2 separate regions of the Homo sapiens genome follow, and region 1 is linked to region 2. A link is a loop called in an ENCODE intact Hi-C map of the cell type or tissue named here. Cell type or tissue: PC-9. All regions are shown on one strand. Links, peaks and the distances in the headings refer to the core of each region. The heading gives the core; the rest is flanking DNA. Region 1 overlaps SLC6A17 (solute carrier family 6 member 17). Region 2 has its middle 89 kb from the start of CD53.

The links. Hi-C counts contacts between places; a loop is a spot of excess contacts. Peaks named below come from ENCODE experiments on the same cell type or tissue, not always from the same donor. Only the 100,000 strongest peaks of a DNase experiment are listed, where the experiment ranks them.
Region 1: a loop joins it to region 2, with 14 times the contacts of the local background. A loop is called at or near these places in 8 of 110 quality-filtered maps.

Annotation. Positions count from the first base shown.
Region 1 is chr1:110,191,185-110,207,023 of GRCh38, forward strand. It overlaps SLC6A17 (solute carrier family 6 member 17), which reads left to right. Exons shown (of 12, transcript NM_001010898.4): 7 at 788-1,029; 8 at 1,322-1,514; 9 at 3,395-3,587; 10 at 4,402-4,561; 11 at 6,253-6,415; 12 at 6,892-11,018. The coding sequence ends at 7,260. Among named protein-coding and RNA genes, the nearest start is that of KCNC4-DT, 11 kb to the right of the region's middle. RefSeq lists enhancers at 6,363-6,863, 11,862-11,911. In PC-9, for the core only: CTCF peaks have their summits at 5,912 (motif pointing right) and 6,127; a DNase peak (open chromatin) is centred at 5,907.
Region 2 is chr1:110,781,586-110,786,585 of GRCh38, forward strand. No RefSeq gene overlaps it. Among named protein-coding and RNA genes, the nearest start is that of CD53, 89 kb to the right of the region's middle. In PC-9, for the core only: CTCF peaks have their summits at 1,914 and 2,114; a DNase peak (open chromatin) is centred at 1,896.

The sequences.
Region 1 (15,839 bases), core at 2,933-7,932, 590 kb before region 2:
CCATTTAAAGATGGGAGTCAGGATTTGGATCTGGATCTGTCTGAGACTCTAAAGCTCTGTGCTGGGTCCAAGGCTTGGTCCCTGCCCCAAGGAACAAACAATAAAAGGAAAATAGGTTGGAAAGGGGCTTTGGAAATTGCTCCATGCCATCCCAATGCTGTTGCAGTTCGGGCTCCTGTCAGGTGTGAGGGCAGATGGAAGCTTAGGCGGAGGCCCTTTCTCCAGGAATTGTCTAGGTTCTGTGCTTCAGGTTGGGTGATGGTGGGGAAAAGCAGGCGGTTTGGGTTTTTTTTCCTTTCATGAGGTAGAGGAGTTTGAGGTGGAGAAGGCGTCAGGGAGATTCTGGTATTCTCAGTTTTCTTGTGCTGCTGTGCAAGCTGTTCACTGCAGGACTCTAGGAGGCACCTGTCACACTGTAGTCCAAGTGAATGGCACTCTCTAGAGCTGTGTACTACATGACCATATGTGATGGCCTTGACGATGTTCCTTAGTATGATGGCTGCATGGGAAGCCATGGTAGCAGTTAAATTACTATGTAAGCACTCAGCATTTATGTTGTCTTACCAAGTCCTCACAGTCATCCTCTGAAGTTGATACTCTTGTGATCTGCGTATTGGGGAAACTGAGGCTCAGAGGAGTAGGGAAATTGCCCAAGTTCACACAGCTTCTTACCACTATGGGCTGCTGCCTCTGAACTCTGTTGAGGCTGAGAAAGGGGGTGTGCACATGAATAAAACCATCCCCTCTGTGTCTCTTTTCTTCCTCCTGCCTTGGTCTTCTGCCATAGCTGGACAAGATGCTGGACCCCCAGGTGTGGCGGGAGGCAGCTACCCAGGTCTTCTTTGCCTTGGGCCTGGGCTTTGGTGGTGTCATTGCCTTCTCCAGCTACAATAAGCAGGACAACAACTGCCACTTCGATGCCGCCCTGGTGTCCTTCATCAACTTCTTCACGTCAGTGTTGGCCACCCTCGTGGTGTTTGCTGTGCTGGGCTTCAAGGCCAACATCATGAATGAGAAGTGTGTGGTCGAGTAGGTGGCATCTCTCCTCCTGTCCCTCCTTCTCCCTGTCTACCTTACCTGGGAGTGGGCAGGGGTGGGGGCGCAGGTGTGCATGGGGAGAGAGGTCCCCTCCACTCAGACTGAGGAATGGAGATCAGAGGAGCACTCTCTGTCCCCAGCTCCGGGCCACAGGGACAAGCTCAGAGATGCCTCTGTCAGTGACCCATGAGGTTCCCACCTGGGTGCCTGGGAAGAGCCTCCAGGATCTCACCCATTGCCCACCCCTGCCTTCTTACCTGGTCCTCTCGGTTTTGTGCTGCAGGAATGCTGAGAAAATCCTAGGGTACCTTAACACCAACGTCCTGAGCCGGGACCTCATCCCACCCCACGTCAACTTCTCCCACCTGACCACAAAGGACTACATGGAGATGTACAATGTCATCATGACCGTGAAGGAGGACCAGTTCTCAGCCCTGGGCCTTGACCCCTGCCTTCTGGAGGACGAGCTGGACAAGGTGCGGGGACAGGCTGCCCTTCCCAGGACAGGCAGGAACCCAGAGAGCAGCTGTGGCCGGCGGGAGCTTGGGCTCAGGCCTCAGGATGCTGACAGGTAGTCATTAGTTTACTTGGTAAGCAAGGATCTGCTGTGTGTCCAGAGGGAGTGAAAGGGAAGAAAGGTATTGGCCAAAGTCCCTGCCCAGAGGTAGGCTTGAGCCTAGACAAGAAGTAGGGCAGACACACACCTCTCAGAAGTCACAGTAAGTGTATGGGACGATGTTTCCATTTACTGAGTGGGCTTCTCGTGCATCAGTCACTGCCACAGGTAATATACTCAGAACAGTGCCTTGACATGGTGTGCATCAAAGAAGTGTTGAAGTTAGTGTTTGCCCGTTGCTGTCTATCTCTTTTGACGCTCAAGACAGCTCTATGAGTTGAGTATTCATATTGTTCCCTACCTTACAGATGAGTAGCCTATGAGATGGGGGGCTTGATCAAGGTCTCATAACTAGTAAGTCAGAGAGGCAGTTAGTTGGGTCCAAATCCAGTTAGTTGGGTCCAGAGCCCATGCTCAGGATCACCTCTTGATGCTTCTGCCCCTCCCCAACCTGTCCCCATTCCAATCTCACTGCCATGATGACTCTTAGACTTTAGGGTGGTGCTGGGGGTGCTGACTCCTCCTCAGTGCTCAGGCCCATGTTAGGACACCTTGCTTCTATTTATACTTACATAGCTGGACACTTTCAAAATGACTGTTCTGTTAGAAGGGGTAACAGGAAAGGGACATACCCACAGCATCTTGGGAACCAGGCTGGAGCCAAGGCTCACATGGGGCGGAGCCAGCTCCCATCAGCCTGGGTCAACCCTGTCCTTCATGGGACTGGGGAAGGGGGTGCTTTCCCTGGGCTCTATGTTAAAAGTCAGCTCCATTGGATGGTACCATCCTAATGCTGAGGGAGCTGCATCCTACACCCCAACCCTTTCCCTGCGGATCAAGAGCAAAAGAGCCCAATCTCGGGCCCACTGCCCTGGTTTCTTCCCCAGGTAACTGGCAGCATAAAGGACCTCCCCTTTTCACATTCTCTGAAACCCTGCTCAGTTCTCATGGGCATGGCCTGGTTCTCTGAATTAAACTAGGTTTATAGCAGTGTTTTCATACAATACAACTCCGATAGCATTCAAATGACAAGATTATACACTCACTTAGTGGGGAAGAAATGTTCCCTTACAATCACTGAACATTACAGGGCAACGTGTAAGTGACAGGGGGCAGTGTGTGGTCACCTGACCCACAAGCATGGCCCAAGCATTAAAGCAGTGATTCTCTACCTTGGCTACCCATTAGAGTTCCTGGGGTATTTTTGTTTGTTTTAAAAAAAAACTCTGACACCCAGCTTCACCCCAGACCAATCCAGTCATTGTCCGTGGGGTGAGACCCAGGTGTCGGTGTTTCTAAAGGCTCCGGTGTGCTTCCATTGAGAGCCGAGGCTGAGACCACTGCATGAAGATCTGCAGTTCAGAAGTTCTGAGCTGGGAGCGGCCACAGTGTGGCTGGAGCAATCAGGAAAGACATCTTAGAGGAGCAGGGTCCTGAGCTGGGTGTATTTCTAAACATGAGCATCTTCACTTGAATCACCTAAGCTCCTGGTACAACCCGTAGATTCCAGGTCCCACAGGTGAACTCCCAAGTTGGTGTTTTTGAGCTACGTCTAGGGGATTCCAATGCCTGCTAAAGTTCGAGACCCACTGGCCAAAATCAACAGGATTTAGGTGGAGGTGGGAACCCCTGTGAAAGAGGGAATAGTTATTCCAAAAGTTTGAAGGGCAGAGGGAAGGAAGCAGTGGGCTCCCCAGGGAGGGGTGACCTCACAGGCCCTGCTTTCCACCCCACCTTCAGTCCGTGCAGGGCACAGGCCTGGCCTTCATCGCCTTCACTGAGGCCATGACGCACTTCCCCGCCTCCCCGTTCTGGTCCGTCATGTTCTTCTTGATGCTTATCAACCTGGGCCTGGGCAGCATGATCGGGACCATGGCAGGCATCACCACGCCCATCATCGACACCTTCAAGGTGCCCAAGGAGATGTTCACAGGTAACTCCTCCCTGCCCCCATGCCCAGGCTCTGCAGGCTGCCCTTGTGGACAACAATTCCGTTCTGGCTTCTGACTGGGTCCTTCATGACCCCACACCCAGAAGGCTCCACCCCACACTGGGACACAGCTGGAGCCTGGCTGTGCCACTCAGTGATTAGCACTCACAAGCCAGGAAGAGAAAGCTACTTGGAAATCTGGAGCAAACATGAGCCGGGAGGCCTGCATCTAGGCCCCTTTGTTAGTTCACTTGCCCCTCTCCCCAAGGGCCTGCTGAGTCGTCTTGGGAAGTGGGTGCTGAGTCGTCTTGGGCAGGGGCACTCACTGGCCTTGCGCCCTGTTCCATCTTTGTCACTCCAGTCCCGGGCTGTGTCCACAGTTCCCTTCGGGGTTTGCTGCGTTGATCTAGGGCCCATAGAGGGATACCTCTCATCTGCATCCCTAAAGCGGGGTATCTTTCTGTTCTCAAGTGGGGAAACTGAGGTGGAGAAAAAGACTGGTAACAATCAGATGAATCATTTAAGTTAAATACAGCAATTAAGTAGCGCACCTGCCACGGGCCAGGCCCTGTGCTGGGGCAGAGGCATGGGATGAAAGTTAGACACAACGCCTTCCTCAGGTGCTCCCCGACTAGTAGAGCGGGGCTCAGAACCTGAGCATCTGGATCCCTCGTGCAGGACTGAGCCTGCTGGCAGGAGGGCTGCAGGCATGCTTTGGGGAGGGATGTGATGGGAGGGGCCTGGGTGCCCCCGAGACCCCCAGGGCCCTGCCCACCCTGCACCTTTGCCCCCAAACCGGCCTCCCGGCTCTCTGTAGTGGGCTGCTGTGTCTTTGCATTCCTCGTGGGGCTGTTGTTCGTCCAGCGCTCCGGAAACTACTTTGTCACCATGTTCGATGACTACTCGGCCACCCTGCCACTCACTCTCATCGTCATCCTTGAGAACATCGCTGTGGCCTGGATTTATGGAACCAAGAAGTAAGAGGAACATGGGGGAAAGGTGGGATGGGAGGAGGGGTCTGTCCTATCATGACTCCCTGGAGAGGCAGATCATAGAGTCACAATGGCAGAGCTGAAAGTGCCCTTACGGATCATTTAGGGAAACTGAGGTGTAGTGCAAGGACATGGCTGCCTAAGGCCACTTGTCCAGGGAGAAACAGAGCCAGTCTGAGGACTGGGTGTCCTGGGTGCAGGTCCTGGCATCATCCTTAAATTACCACAGCACCTTTCCTGGGTACCAACTCTTCAGAACTCTGTTAAGTTTTTGTGAAGGGCTTAGTGGGTCTACAAGAGGCCCTTGCCCTCCAAGAACGTGTAGACTTCAGCAGCCTGGTTCACAATTGTAAGGGCCTAGATAGGGGTATGAGATGAGGTATGATTTTGGCCCCAAGTTTGGGGTTGTGCAGGGTAAGAGGATTCAGCTCTAAGAAAGGATTGGGTCTCACAGCCTAGGCCTAGGGCAGTTGTACACTTACTGTAAACTCTTGGCCTCATCCCTCATGTTAGGGCAAATACGTGTTCCCAGGAGTTCTAGAACTAGGTCTCTCTGACTCACTCAGCATCGACCATGACCACATTGTCCTTGTCCTTGGCAAGACCCACCTCCACTAACCCACTTGGTCTGACCCTCCCTGATGCCTGGACCTGGTTTGGCAGTGGGGCTCTTTCACAGGGGCCGTCTGCTTCCTAGGAGAGCACAGGAGGGGACAGGGAGTGGGGGGAAGGACACTCCTCTGCTTCCACCTGCTGTGGGCCAGGGCTGTAAGACACTGCCACAAAGGACTCTGGCTGATTTTTGTGTCCTGGACTCCTTCGGCAGTCTGGTGATGTCCCTGTATGTTACTTTAAATGCATAAGATAAAATGTGTAGGGTTATATAAGAAACTTATTATATTGAAAAATAGCAAAATATCATTTAAAATTTGTGATATAGTAATGTATGAGCACTTTATTTTTAATGCATTGTTACAAGATCTAGCTATAGATCTAATAACAGTGGTAACTTTGAAGTAGTGATGAAAATCAGCGATGACTCAATATTTTCAATAACTGGGATGTAATATGAAAATATCTGTAATCTATTGGTGACAGTCACAGGTATTGTTAATACTACTGTGTTTGCTTGCATTCATAATATAATAGAAAGTAATGCAAGATTTTAGTTAGCGGTTATTGAGGTAAAGATGATTCTTTTGTATGCCATTCAAGCACAAGCCTGCCTGCCTTCCAGAATTCTGCTCACCCCTTGGTGAGAAACCCCTGAGTCAGGGCAGCTCTCTACCTTTGGACTCTAGAGAAGTGCACTTCTACTGCTTTTCCAGCAGGGGGAGCCTTCAGCCAGGCCAGTGTGAAAGGGCTAGGCCCCTCCCTGAACACACAAGCTGTCTATACATAAAACAGACGTGCACCTGCCCAGGGTGTGTCTGGTGGGCCCTATCATATCTCTGGATGGGGTATGATGTGACGGAATCAGAAGAGGTTAGAGGAGGACAGTAGAGCCTTCCCAGAGGCCAGCCAGACCACACACAATGAGCACTGAATGTGAAGAATAGAAGAGCCCAGGAGGGAGGGACTGGGAAACGAAGACTTTCTGGAGGAGATGGTGATGGGGGAAGAGGGAGGTGTGACTGAGGGATGCCAACTGCTGGACCCTCTGCTATGCCTGGCAGGTTCATGCAGGAGCTGACGGAGATGCTGGGCTTCCGCCCCTACCGCTTCTATTTCTACATGTGGAAGTTCGTGTCTCCACTATGCATGGCTGTGCTCACCACAGCCAGCATCATCCAGCTGGGGGTCACGCCCCCGGGCTACAGCGCCTGGATCAAGGAGGAGGTGAGGGGTGGGGCCCCAAACCCCAGGGACATTTGCATCTTCTCAGGCCTTGAATGCAACCACTGATAGGGATACACCTTTCTAGGGCAGCTGCTATGTGCCAGGCCTTGCCAGGTGCCTCACACCTAAACCGCAATCTTACAACAAGCCAAAGACAGAGGTGGCATCATCCCTGTAGCACAAACGGGGACACCGAGGCTCAGAAAGATTAATGCACTTATCCAGTCTTTCTAACCCATATTCTCTCTCCATGCCTGTGGAGTGGAATTAGTCCATTTTATAGTAGGAGAAACCACCCTAGACCCTTTCACCAAGGTGACCAGGTAAACCCCCATCCTTGGCTGTGCCTGGCCAGGATGGTGGGAGGGGAGAGGAGTGGAAGGCCATGGGTGAGGGCAGGAGAGCAGTCTTGGAGGGCCTGGGCGGGGAGGGCTGTCACAGTGCCGGCAGCAGCCCTTAAGGCAGCCCACCCGCAGGCTGCCGAGCGCTACCTGTATTTCCCCAACTGGGCCATGGCACTCCTGATCACCCTCATCGTCGTGGCGACGCTGCCCATCCCTGTGGTGTTCGTCCTGCGGCACTTCCACCTGCTCTCTGATGGCTCCAACACCCTCTCCGTGTCCTACAAGAAGGGCCGCATGATGAAGGACATCTCCAACCTGGAGGAGAACGATGAGACCCGCTTCATCCTCAGCAAGGTGCCCAGTGAGGCACCTTCCCCCATGCCCACTCACCGTTCCTATCTGGGGCCCGGCAGCACATCACCCCTGGAGACCAGCGGTAACCCCAATGGACGCTATGGGAGCGGCTACCTGCTGGCCAGCACCCCTGAGTCGGAGCTGTGACCACTGCCCAAGCCCTGCCCGCCTCTCCCCCCACGCTCAACCTGCCCACTTGTCCAGGCCTGGCCTCTTTCTTGAGGTGGCCACCAGGCCCAGGCCAGGCCCTTTGCCCAAGAAGAGAGGGTCTGCCCTGCCTCACTCCCCTCTTCAGTCCCAGTAGACTCTGCTCCCTAGCCCTGAGCAGGAGGCTGGGAGCAGCTCTGTTTCCTAATTCAGGACCCCACTCATCTAGCCCTCCAAGAGCCTCCGCCAAATTGTAGCCATGTAATTGGAACAACCCATAAGGCCTGCTTCCCAGTCCATGGGAGATTCCAAGTGGCCACTGCAGGAGTCACTCACCTCCCTCTCTCCCTGTAACTTGCCACCTGCAGTTCTTAGGGCTGTGGGGTCAGATGGTGGTGGTGAGAGGCCTTGGGGCTGGGGAAGGAGAGTGGACTTTGGCTCACTCTGCCATGAGAACAGGACACCATCCTGCCCAGCCCAGACGGGGTTGCTCCTGGTCCAAGAGGCTACCTGCTCCAAGGCGGAGGGTGGGAGCAGGTGTGCCAGGGCTCAGGGCTCAGACTTGGGAGGGCCTAGGCAGAAGCCCCAAGTTCTGTTTTCTGAGGTATGTGCTGCCCTTGGCTTCAGCATGAGCCTTGGTAGCAGAAGGTGAGGAACCTCCTCTGCCCTGGTCCCTGGGTGGAATCTTCCCATGTCCTTGGCCCTGCCTGGGGTGTGTGGTGTGTGCTCCTGCATCTTGTCTGGGAGTGCAGTGACCGGGACCAGAACCTTCCCCACCTCAATTAGGGCTTAGCCATCTCCCTGTCCCCAGCACCCCTCCCCAGCCCACAGTGGTGGCCTCTGCCTCTTTCCTGGAGAGAGAAGGACAGTGCACGGAGAGGTTTCCAGAGCACAAATTGTTGGTTCCTAGCACAAATTAGATGGTTTGGAGCACAATGGTGAAGCACACTCCCCTCCCTCCTCACCTGGGGTCCAATGTTCTGTCTAGTGGCAGCTTTTCCCCTGGAACAGGGGTCCCTGGAGTTCACAGGCTTATCCCCAGGAAGCCTCACTCCTGGGGAAAGACAGATAATTTCACTGCCCCTTTGAGCCACCACTCACTCTCCTTATTACACAAGCACAGCCGCCCAGTGTGCACATCATGTGCAGACACCTTGGAAACCTTTCCCAAGCCTTCCTGGCCCACAGTGGCCAGTGCCATAGGCAGTGCTGTGGACAGTAGAGGCTGCCAAAGGCAAGGGCTGGTCTTCAGGATGGAGGCCAGCCTGTGCAGAAGGCTGCAGCTGACAACAGCGACCCCACCTGCCATTACCTTCAGGGCCTCCTCTGGAAGAGAACCCATTCTCAGAGTGCAGCCAGGGAGGAACCTGACCCAAGAGTAAATGTCTGCAGAGAGATGGATGGATGGATGGATAGATGGATGGATGGGTTGGGGAGTGGGGGTGGATGGATGGATAGATGGATGGATGGATGGATGGATGGGTTGGGGGGTGGGGGTGGATGGATAGATGGATGGATGGATGGACGGATGGGGTGGGGGAAGGAAGGAAAGGAGGGAGAAAGGAGGGAATACTGGCTCCATCTTTGAGAGCTCTGGTGGGCAGGGCAGAAACAGGCCACAGTGCTCAACCCGGACACCCTCACGAAGGGTCGCAAGTCACTCTTGTGGCTCAGATTGCTCTTAGGACCTGGAGGGACAGACCAGAATCAGGGTCCCCTCCTTTACCCCTGAGTTCCTTACTGTTCCCCCAAGCCTGGGAGCAGTCTATCCCCCAACCCTGCCATCTCCCTTACTCATCCCTCTTCCACAGCTTCCCCTTTCTAGCCCCCTCTGCCCTACCTGTCTTTCCTGAGTGTTTGAGGGGAGAGAGAGACCCACATCTCCCCAAAGAGATGAGCTTTTGGGGCACAACATCCCACCGCAGTCCCCCTCACCCGACAACACCTCCTACCTGGCCCCTTGCCAAATCCCAAGCAGAATTAGCAACAGGAAAAGCAGAGCCCCAGGAGAGACACTCTACTATATATACTCTTCTATATATTCTGTTTCTATTGTATATTCACTCTGTACATGTGGGTGTAAATGCTGTTAAATGACAAACCCAATATTATACTGTGGCTGGTGGACTATTTTCATCCTCAGTGCTGTACAGATCTATTTTCATTGTATATTTGATATATTTTTAATTTTGTAGCGTGTGGCTGGGCCAGGCCCCAGCGGGAGGGGCTGAGCTGGGGCTGTGTGCTTGCTAGGTGTGGGCGCGCTAGTGCTCGTTGTAGCCTTTTGCTGTGTCTTCGCTGTGTGTTAGACGTAGGGCCTAGAGCTCGGGGTGTGTGTGTGCGTGCTGTGTGTATGGTGTGCACATACGTGAGTGTGGGTGTGTGTAGCGTGCTGATCTGTGACTCCCAGTGTTCACCACCTTCCTGAAGACCACGCTCCCTCCCCCTGCCTCCTCCTCCTCCTCTTGGCTCTATTGGGAGCCTCAGGGCCGGCAGGGTGCTTCGGGAGCCCCCTGCTACGGGGAAAGGCATGTGTTTCTTGCTGGTGACTCATTGCCTTCACACCACTGGGTTTGCCAGAAACAGGGAAGGAGGGCGTTAAGGGAAAAAAAAAATCCTCAAATTTATTTACCAGTCAGCTTCTTGCTGTTCCCAGTAGAATCGCTAGCTCTTCTCCAGAGGAAAAGTACTAGGATTCTTAAGATGGCGAGACCCCAAGAGGGATCTCATAGCACTGCTGCATTTGCCGTTGACGCAGTCCTGACAGTGTTTGAAAAGGGCCGCCTGCCCCCTCCCCACTGTGCTTTTGATGCCTTTGGAGTCAAAGGCAGGTGGGGTCACCTGATGAGCTAAGATCCAGCCCCAGAATCCTGGAGGAGCAGGAGGTAGCAGGAGAGGACCAGGTCCCCAAGTCCCTTCACAGGGTCCCCACCCCCACTGGCTTTGGTGCTGTCCACACAGTGCCCACCAGAAGGCAGAGGGAACTCCAGGGCAGGGATGTGCCTGAAAGAGTCAACAGTCCCCTGATCCCCTACCTCTGCCTGCCCTCCAGCCCCATCACCAGCTTCTTGCTCAGGGAGACTTCCGCCCTCCTCACTGAGGCAACATGAAGCCCGAGGCCCAGATGGGGGCTGAACAGGTAGGGCACATCAGTTAATGCCAGTGAGGTCAGCTTCTGCCCTCCAGCAATACATGTGCAGGGGTTGCTGCTTTCCCAGTGCCAGGAGAACCCCCGCTCCGAGTCAGCCTGTGTGGGTCATGAGGCTGGGGCCCAGGAGACACGGTCCCAGGCACTGCACAGGCCTGCAGTATTACCAGGCGGAGGGGCTGCTTTTCTGCCCTTCCTCACCCCCACGCCCCACCCCACTCCCCCAGAGTACTCCCCACTGTGAAAAGAGCTGGAAACTAAACTGGTTAGAATGAACCTGGCTCCCTGAGCATCCCTGGATCCTTCAAATAGGCCCTGAGATGTGAGGTCTGCTGCTTCACTGGGGCCCGATGACTTTGGCTGGGGGAGGGGGCCTAGGGCCTCTTCTCATTGAAAGCTCTGCTTTATACAGACCCAAGCATACACACCAGGCCGTCACTTTGGGTTCTGGCATAAGTTCAGAACAATTCAAGTCCATGTGTCCCATGGCTGGTCAGAGCCCTGGGTCAAAACCACTCAGCCCAGGGGAGGGGATGAGGCATTGTCACCCTAGACCCCTCTTCCTCTCTCCCCCACCATAGTGTGCAATAAAGTGTCTGTTCTTACCAAACCCTTCTTGCCTTTCTCACCTGCTCTTGCAATGAGGGAGAGGGAAGGGTGGCCAAGGATCCTGCGGGAAGCTTTGGGGTGAAAAGCTTGGACTGGGATGGGTGGACAGGACTGCTGAGGGGGGTTGTGGGTGCTGGCTGGCTGAGGAGCAGCGCGGGGAGTGTGCACAGGTTCATATCTGTATTTTCCTATGAATTGTCCTAGGTATTAACAATGCACACACTTGTAGAGGGCCCTATTGGGGTCCAGCGATTCCACATGTCTAATTTCCTGTCATCTTTGCAACCGTTTCCTAAGGGAGACCCTTTGCTGGCTACATTTTTCCAGGTGAAACTGCATCTGAAATTAGGATGGTATTTGGTGGTCTCTTACAGGACCCTGTAGGGGAAACTCCTGTCCCACCTGACTACCAGGAAAAGCTATACTTGTCAGCCTGGCAAGGGTGGGGTGTGTGGAGGCCCACCTCAGGGAAGGACAGGGGTGGGAAGGTGCCAGTGTTGAGAGGTCTGACAGCAAGGACCAGGACTCTCTTGGGTGCTGGGTTGGGGGGGGGGTGGGCTCCCCTGGAACAGGCATATTCTAAAGTTCTGCCCCTCTCTTCAAGATAGCTATCCCTCTTGCAAACTTCAGTAGAAGGTAAAGACGAACTAGGGGATCTGACATCACCTCTGTTCTAACATTCCAGCCCCAAGTATTCATTTATTAAACACCCACTGAATACTCAGCACTGTGAAGAACGGACTGTGCTGGTGGCTGGGAAGCTCTTCTTCCTGCCTCACCCTCTAGGAGCACCGACATTGAAAGAAACAAGAAGTCTGGCTCCTGGAGGAGGCCTCACCCCCACCCCACCCAGCTCCAGGCTGGAATGATGCTGCTTGCACTCAGACGCACACAGCCAAGGACCCTGAAGGAACCTGCCATTTTCTTCTCTTGCCATAGAAAGTGTTGTTCCAGGAATAGCCACCAGATGGCAGGAAAACCTTTCTCGCCAGATCATAGTCTGCTTGCCTTCCTCTCTGTCATTTATTCCTTTGTGGGTTAGTTTATTTGTTGAACAAACATTTATTACGTACCCACCCTGGACAGGCTCCATGCCAGCTATAGATGAATAAAGATAAAATCAGCCCCTGCTGTCCTGAGTTTGGCAGAGGGAGGGGACCGGCCCTATAACTCCACATCTCCCCATGTATCTTTCAAACCAGGAAATGGCCTGGTGCTGAAAGTCACTCCTTGTCAAGTATTCAGTCTTTTGGTTGAAGGTAATGTTTTTGGTTGAGATGCAAGCCCTCTTGCCAGGAGGGGCACACAGATCCACCAAGATGCAGCATAACAAGGGCTTTGGTTCCAAGGAGCTCTAGAGTCATACTTCTCAAGTTCAAGTTCAAATGCCACCCAGCTTCCTGCTTCCTGGGAGGCCTTGAGCGAGTCATTTAATCGCTCTGAGCTTAAATGTCCTAGTCTGTAAAACAGACATAATAAATAGATTCAATGAGATAACACATGTTGGTCCAGTTATCTATTGCTGTGTTCCAAGTTACTCCAAGTCTGAGCGGCTTAAAACAACCATTCTATCTCGCAGTTTTCTGAGTAAGGAATTCAGGCAGGACTCGTCTGAGCAACTCTTCTGGTGGCAACCAAGGTCACTCAGTGATATTCAACTAGCAGCGAACTAGTCTGGAGGGTCCAAGGCAGCTGCCCTCACATTCACTCAAATGCCGGGCACTCCAGTGAGAATGGCTGGAAGACTGAGTTCAGCTGGGCCTGCCGGCCAGAGTGAGCACCTACAACTGCCTCTCCAGCATGGCTACTTGGCCAGACTTCTGACTGAAGGGCTTAGGGTCCCCAGAGAGACCATTTCAAGAGACAGGAGGTGGAAGCTGCCAGGTTTTTAAGGCCTGGGGCTGGAAAATGGCACAGTACCTCTACCATCTTCTGTGGGTCACAGCATCTGCCCAAATAAAGGGGAGGGCACACAGAAGCCCCCCTTGTTGATGGGGAGTGGGGAGAGTCTGGCTGCCCATGTAATGGGCTGATTCTAGAGTGTTAGGGATCTTTGTCATCAGTCACCTGCACATGCATGGAAGCCTTCTCCTGAGGGGATGTCAGCTTAGAGACACAGAACTGGGACACACAGCAGGTCATTTCTGGTGGGGAGGTGAGTGGTTAAGTTTGGGCCCTGGGTGGAGGGAGCAGTCAGAGGAGGATGAGAAGGGCATGCAGGAGGACAGGTGAGGCCACTGCTTCTGCCTCAGGTTTGCCCCAGGGCAGGTGGCATGAGTGGTTTGAATCATGGGTCTGTCGCCAACCATACCACCTTGGGGAAGCCACTTTAACCCTGGAATCTCCATTTTCTGATCTGTAAAAGGAGGACGACAATAAAATCTCTTCCTTAGAGATGGTATGAGGGAAAAATGAACTTCATCAGTAACATCTACTGGAATACAGTATCGACTTCTTTCCATATGGGGATACAATAGGTGCTCATTAAATATTTCCTTCCTTCCTTCTTGCGATCCTGGGCAAGGCCATGGGGCCTACTTCATTCTGGGGGCCCCATCACCCATGCAATGAGCCATCTCCTAAAGCTATTCACAAAGGACAGTTTCAGCCTAAAATCCAGAGAAGCCAAGGAAGGAAGGCAGAAAAGGAACTCTCTCCAGGAAAGGGAGTACCAGAGTGTGGGGGTCTCACTGATCCTGTACATTATCATGTTCACCCCAGCAGTCACCACCAGACAGCTCCAGTCATAGGGACTTGGGCCAAGGCTAAAGTATTCCACAGACCACAAGGCTATTGTGGGGTTTTGTTTTTGTTTTCTTTGTTGTTGGTTGGCCCCAAATTCTTTTTAATACTTCTCCCATCAAAAGTGGAGTCTATGCTCCTCCTCTTGAATCTGGGTGAGCAAATGCTTCCTGTGACCAACAGGGTATAGTAGAAGTGATGCTATGTGACTTCCAAGGCTAGATTAGGAAAGGCCGTGCCACTTCCACCTGGTGTTCTAGGGATACTCATTCTAGAGGCAGCCAGCTGCCATGTAAGACAGCCAACCACCCTGAGACTGCCATGCTAGGGAGGCGATATGTTTGCAGATGCTTAGGTTGACAGCTTCAGCTGAGCTTCCAGCCAACAGCCAGTGTCAACTGCCAGCCACATGAACACAGCATACTGAACGTTTAGCCCAGCTGAGCTTCAGATGTTTGCAGCCCGCTGACATCTGATTGTAGCTGCATAAGAGACCCTAAGCAAGAACTGTTCAACTGAGCCCTTCCTTATTTCCTGACCCATAAAATAATAAACAAAATAAAATGGCTGTTGGGTTTATATCACTACATACTAGGGGTAATTTGTTTCATAACAATAGTAACCAGAATATGAACCTTAGTGATTATCTGGTCAAACCTCCTTGTACAACAATGGGGGAAACGGAGGCCCAAAGAGGAAAAGACCAGACTTCCCACAACCAAGCAAGGGGAAGATCGGGGCCAATGCCTGGGTTTCTTGACTCCCAATCTAGTGCACTCTCTGCCACACAGCAAGAAACTGACAGGGAGGACTCCTCCCCCGCCACCCCCCGCCTCATTAATTCCATGCATCAAGCAAGCATGAATCAGGTATTTTGAGTGCCTGGGATTGTGCTGAGCACTGGGAATATACAAAGGACCAGGCAAGAGTCCCTGGCTCGCAGAGGCAGTCACAATCTGACTTGGGCATCTCCCTTCCTGGCACACTCACTGGTGCCAGGCACGCTGCTGCATTCTTTAATTACATCATCTTAGGTGGGAAGAAACCTTGAGATGGGAGAAGACTATGCCTGTCATTCAACCACAAACCCTTACAAAGATTGATCCATGCCAGGCACAGTCCTGGCTGCAGAGCATAAAGACTCAGTGGGGATCTGCTCTCTGTCCCTGGGTCTGAGCTGCCTGGGTTCTGGGTCCCTCCATTCTGCCCAGGGCTGACCCAAGCAGGGAAGAATCCCTGGACTTCAGGAGCACCCAAGAGGAACCTGAGTTTGGCCTGTCTCTCCAGACACCTGCTTCCCCTTTCCCCAGGATATTGCTGGAGGGGACTGGGCCCATCAGGACTAATTAACTCCTCTAATGGAATGAACCAGTTTTTCCTGGAACTTAGCCCAGGTGGGAGCAATCTCTACTTTTCTAGATGGAGAAATGCTAAGTGTCAAGAGGTCTTGCCAGCCGGACCCTGGGCTAGCGTGCATGTGGCAGGCGCGGTGGCGGGAGTGTGCTGTCTGGATGCAGGCTGAGTTCCCAGCCCAGGAGCCTTAAACAAGGAGGCCTCTAGGGTCCACTCAGCTGGTGGCCCCCGTATCGTTCTCTGTCCTTGGCCCAACACCAGCCCTAGCTCCGTCTCTCAGAGTTCGCTGCTGCTGCTTAGGCCTGACATCCCTAAGCGGGGGGAAGGTGTCCATGAGCTAACACTCAGGTCCCCTCCAACCCTATGACTCCAGGTCCATAGTGTATGAGGCCCTGAGCCCTGCCCAGGCCCGAGCTTCTGATCTCTTCTCTTTAAGAGCTGGGCCTTCAAAGGCCACCTTTGAGCCCCAGATACAACTTCACTGGGATTACCACAGCAACCCAACCCTGCTTTCAGTCCTGAGGCAGAGCCATTCTACTGATCTTCACAAGACCTGAATTACTAGGGCTAGGTTCTCCCCAGAGCCCCTCCCCCACCAACCCCCCTCCCCCCAAAGAAGGCTCTCACATTTGATTTGGAGCCTGCAAGTCTCTGCAGGCTGCTTGGGGTTGGGGGAGGCAGGATGAAGTGAGCTGAGACGCAGACAGGAGGCTGCCAGCCTGCTCTT
Region 2 (5,000 bases), core at 1-5,000:
TTAATAACCATAACTATTATTACAGGAGATTTTGGTAAACAAACACAAAACTTTAGTTAGAAGGAACAAGTTTAAGAGGTCTATTGTACATCACAGTGACTGAAATTAATAATAATATATTGTATACTTAAAAATTGCTGAGACAGTAGATTTGAAATGTTCTCATCACATAAACATAAGTATGTGAGACAATGGACATGTTAAATGGCTTGATTTAGCCATTACACAATGTATTCATATATCAAGATACATTGCGCATAACAGATACATATAATTTTTACTTGTCAATTGAAAAAATATATCCATAATAGCAAATTCTTCTGTGTGCTTTCTTCCTGCCAGGCAATACTCTAACCTACTGTCATATGCTTACTCCTTTAATGCTTACAGCGGCCTTATGAGGTAGGTAATGTTCTACTCCATTTTACTGATGAGGAAACAGGCTCAGAGAGGTTAAACAGCTTACTAGATAGAAGCAGAAGATCTAGCATTTGAGCTATAACACCTCGAAACTACTCTCGTATCCTGTTTCTACTATTTCTCCTGACACAAAACAGTAGGTCAGTAGAGTCAGAGAGCCTGGGTACAGAGAGGTAATTAGAGTTAGAGGCCAGAACTGCCTGAGGAAACCATAGGATTCCTGGATCCCACAAAGGAAGAGGTCCAAGGCGGAGTGGCCTTTCTGAAACAGATTCTGCAAGGAAAGGATCATCTGAGATGGACCTGTCTGAGTGCCTGTCTTTCCAAACAAGGTCATAGTAACCGTGGCTTCCACAAGGTGAATCAAGGCTTGGCAAATCTTAACTTGGAAGCTCTTAACCTCCTTAAGAATAGGGATTGTTTTAATAGTGACCGGTGTCTAAGAGTTCTTTGTGCTTGGTTGGTGCATAGTAAATGCTTGTGGAATGTAGGATGAATAGCAATAATAGCTAACATTTAATGAGCAATTACAATATGCCAAGCACTATTATCAGAGCTTTCCATGCACTATCTCATGTAATAGTCACAATATACCTATGAGGCATAATTGTTATCATAATCTCCCCATTTCACAGATAAGGAAATTGAGGCACTAAAGATTAAATTGCTTTTCCAGGTCACACCGAGAATGGAACAAGTATTTTACTTCAGATAATGTGTGTTTGTCTTCAATGTCCAGTTTCTTAACCTCCATGCTATGGCGTTTTTCTGGGTCAGAAGGAAGAGAAGGAATAAGAGAAGAGGAATAAAAAAATCCTCAGGATGCCTGTCCTGGACCAGCAGTTCTCCACCAGGGGACCATTGATAGGATTCTGATATTTGAATTACTTTTTGGGGGGGAGAAAGTCATAATCATGCAGACAAATTTTGTGTCCTTACCAACTATTGAGCTGAGTGCCTTTAGACCTCAGAGCTCCCTTATGAGGTAAGTACTACGATCACAGCCACTTCGCAGAAGAAACTGAGGCATAGATGGGTTAAGTAACTCTCCCAAGGTCACCCAGCCAGTAGGTGATAGAGCTGGAATTTGAACCCAGGGTATCCGGCTCCTGACCTGGGCTCCTGACCACTGTGCCATACTGCCAGAGCCTTTGTTAGAGTCGGAAAGGAGACTGGAGAGCATACACATATCTAGATCTATTACTCCAGACAATCTTAGAGGGAAGTTAGGCCTTTTCTGCTTTTCTCCTAGAAAACCTTATAGGAACAAACAGACAATACCTCATTATTTTATGGGAAAATCCCAACCTAGAGAGAGGTATTTCTAGCCCAGACTCAGTGTGGAGGACACGTTGCCCAAGTCCTGGAAGATAAGGAAAGAACAGAGCAATGTGAATGAGACTACAGAACTGCCAGCCTCAAGCAGGGTTCACCTTCATCACTGCCCTTTTCCTGCTGCTGCTTGGTCTGGTTTGACTCTGTCGCCCTCATGTGGTGTATACGGGGAAGTGCAGGAGCTTTTCCCTTTTGATCATCACAGGTAAAAACCTGAGAGTGAAAGACTGGTGACCAACACAAAGATGGGATCCCAGTTGCTCATAGGATTTGCATCTTCCTCCTTTTTCCAGGGAAGAACCCCTTCCTAAGCACAAGTTATCCAGCTGTGACACACGGTGAGGATGATTCTCCAGGAATAAAATTGTGTTGGTTACAAGTCCATTTTTATTATTGCCTTGGTATGTCCATTCATTGCTGCTTTCTCTGCGAATGGTTAAGATATTCTTCTAGGTGACACAGAGGAAAGGAAACTGGCTGTATAAGAGATTCAGAGCCTGGGACAGAGAGTTTTGGGGTTTTTTGATTGTTAAATTCAGGCTACAAAGTAAATGGTGGAATCCATCCATGGTTTTGAAAGGAGCAGCCCTAACTGGGCAGTAACCATGATGCTGAGCATCATTGCCTTGTTTTGTAGAGGTCTCAGGTTCCTGGGTATGCATTATTTTTGTGGAGATTTAATAGAGGTTAAATAGAGGCTGTCTTCTTGAATCACGAGTTGTTTTTCTAGATGAAGAAAGCAGAAAAAAAATACCAGGCAGAGCCAGGCACAGTGGCTCACACCTGTAATCCCAGCACTTTGGGAGGCTGAGGCGGGCAGATCACCTGAGGTCAGGAGGTGGAGACCAGGCTGGCCTACATGGCGAAACCCCGTCTCTACTAAAAATACAAAAATATTAGCCAGGTGTGGTGGCTTGTGCCTGTAGTCCCAGTTACTTGGGAGGCTGAGACACGAGAATAGCTTAACCTGGGAGGCGGAGGTTGCAGTGAGCTGAGATCATGCCAGCCTGGTGTGACAGAGTGAGACTCCATCAAAAAAATAAAAATAAAAATAAACCACTAGGCAGAGTGAAGGGTAAGGACAAATGCACAGAAGTGTGAAGGGGCAGTGAGCAATGCAGGACAAGGGATAGACTGGTTGGGGACAGCTGAACAGGTGGGTTGGAGCAAGAGTTTTCAGGGTTTGGGGAGTCAATCTGAAGAGATGAATAAATAAAATTTGGAAACTTTGATAACTGGGAGTAATCTTTGTATTCTCCTTACCAAGGGGCATTCATGTAGGTTAATGTAAACTAATGGATAAACTTCTAAGCTAAAATGTTGGTATCAGTTCTTGATGAGGGAGCAAGTTGATAAGAAGCCTTCCTGTTTCTCTCAATTCCCACTATTTAGGTGGGAATCCACTTTATTTCTACTTCGTCTACCTTAATTATAATGGATGCAGTAAGAGACAGAAGACAGACCCCATCTCTACAAAAAATTTAAAAAATTGGCTGGGCAAGGTGACATGCATCTATAGTCCCAGCTACTCAGGAGGCTAAGGTGGGAGGATAGCTTATGCCTGGGAGGCTGCGGCTGCAGAGAGTTGTGATCATGCCACTGCACTCCAGTGTGGGTGACAGAATAAGACCCTGTCTCAAAACAAACAAACAAATAAACAAACCAGAAAAACAACAACAACAACAACAACAAAGAGAGATGGAAAACATGCTGTTTAATGAAGGGAAGGGTTAGAAAATCTGGGCTTATTTTTTGATATATTATTTAATATCTGTGTGGCACTCAGTTATTATTCAACTTCTCTGAGCTTATATTTTTCCATTGGCAAAGTGAATAATACCTGACTTACAGCATTAAGAGGATTAAATGAGATACTGCATCATTCAACAAATGTTTATTGAGCATCTACTATGTGCTGGACACTGTGCCAGGTCTGAGAGATTCAGTCGCCATAAAGCCTTCAAAACAGTTGGAAAAAGTACAAATAAACGAATTACAATGTGTGTGTGTGTGCGTGTGTAAGAGCAGAGGTGGGAGTGTAAACTTGTTGAGGAGTCAGGAAAGACCTCTTGAAAGAAATTCTACTTAAGTTAAAACCTAAAGAGAGATTGAGAACTAGCTAAGTAAAAGGGTGGAATGGAAGTTCTTGCAGATAAAGAAACCAAGATGATAGACACTGAGACCATGTTATCTTGAAGAATCCAAGAAAACTGAAGTATGGCTGGAGGGTAGAATGAGGAGGGTAATAGGGAAAAATGACATTACAAAGGTCATGAAAATTCTTCTAAATCATGATAACAATATTATTGTGATAACCAACATTTATTGCCTATGATGGTGGGCACCATGCTGTGTGTTTTATGTGTGTTGTCTTTAATTACAAGTCTGAACCCTCATACCAAACCACAATAAAGCCAAGCCACGTATCTTTTTCCTGCTTTCTCAAGCCATTTTTGGGCCTGCTTGGACCTGCTCTGCTCTCCCCAGAAAGCCTTATTATATGAGTCATGGACCATTTCGTACCCTTTGGTGCATGTTTGGCATCATCAATCTGAACCAAATTTGGAGTGGAAGTTCATTCCACTCTTGCAGACTGATCACAACCTTGTCTCATTTAGAGTTTACAGTGACTGTATGAAGTAGGTGCTAGAATTATCTCTGTTTTACAGATGACAAAACTGGCTAAGACATTAACTAGTCCAAAGTCACATAGTTGAGAAATCATACATGGATACAAACTGAGATCATCCTAACTCTTGAAGCCATGCTCTAAGCTGCTTTGCTCTACTATTTCCTAGGTAAGGGACTTTGGACTTTATCTTAAGGCCAATGAAACAACATTGAGAATATTAAGTAGGAGAACAATATGATAAGTTTTGCATTTTGTAAAGGTATATCTGGAATTTGTGTACAATAGAGTGATTTGCATTGACATGTATAATTCCCTTTTCACAAAAACAGATAAAGTAATTAAGAATAAAATTTTACCTAAAATATGAGCCTTGTGTAAAGAAAGAAGGCAACATTCTCAGGTGCCAGAAATAAAGAAGGATCACAAAACTTAAGGGAGCATGGAGCCAAAGTTGAGTACATTCAGGGTACTCGATGTCAGGGTGATGAGATTTTAATGGCAACAGAGAGATGGTTGATGAGACCCAGGGCCTCTGCATGTTAAAGAGCTGGAAATGAACCAGCCATATACAGTTGGAAGTTACTGGTTTATGAAGGAAACTATGAAATTCCTC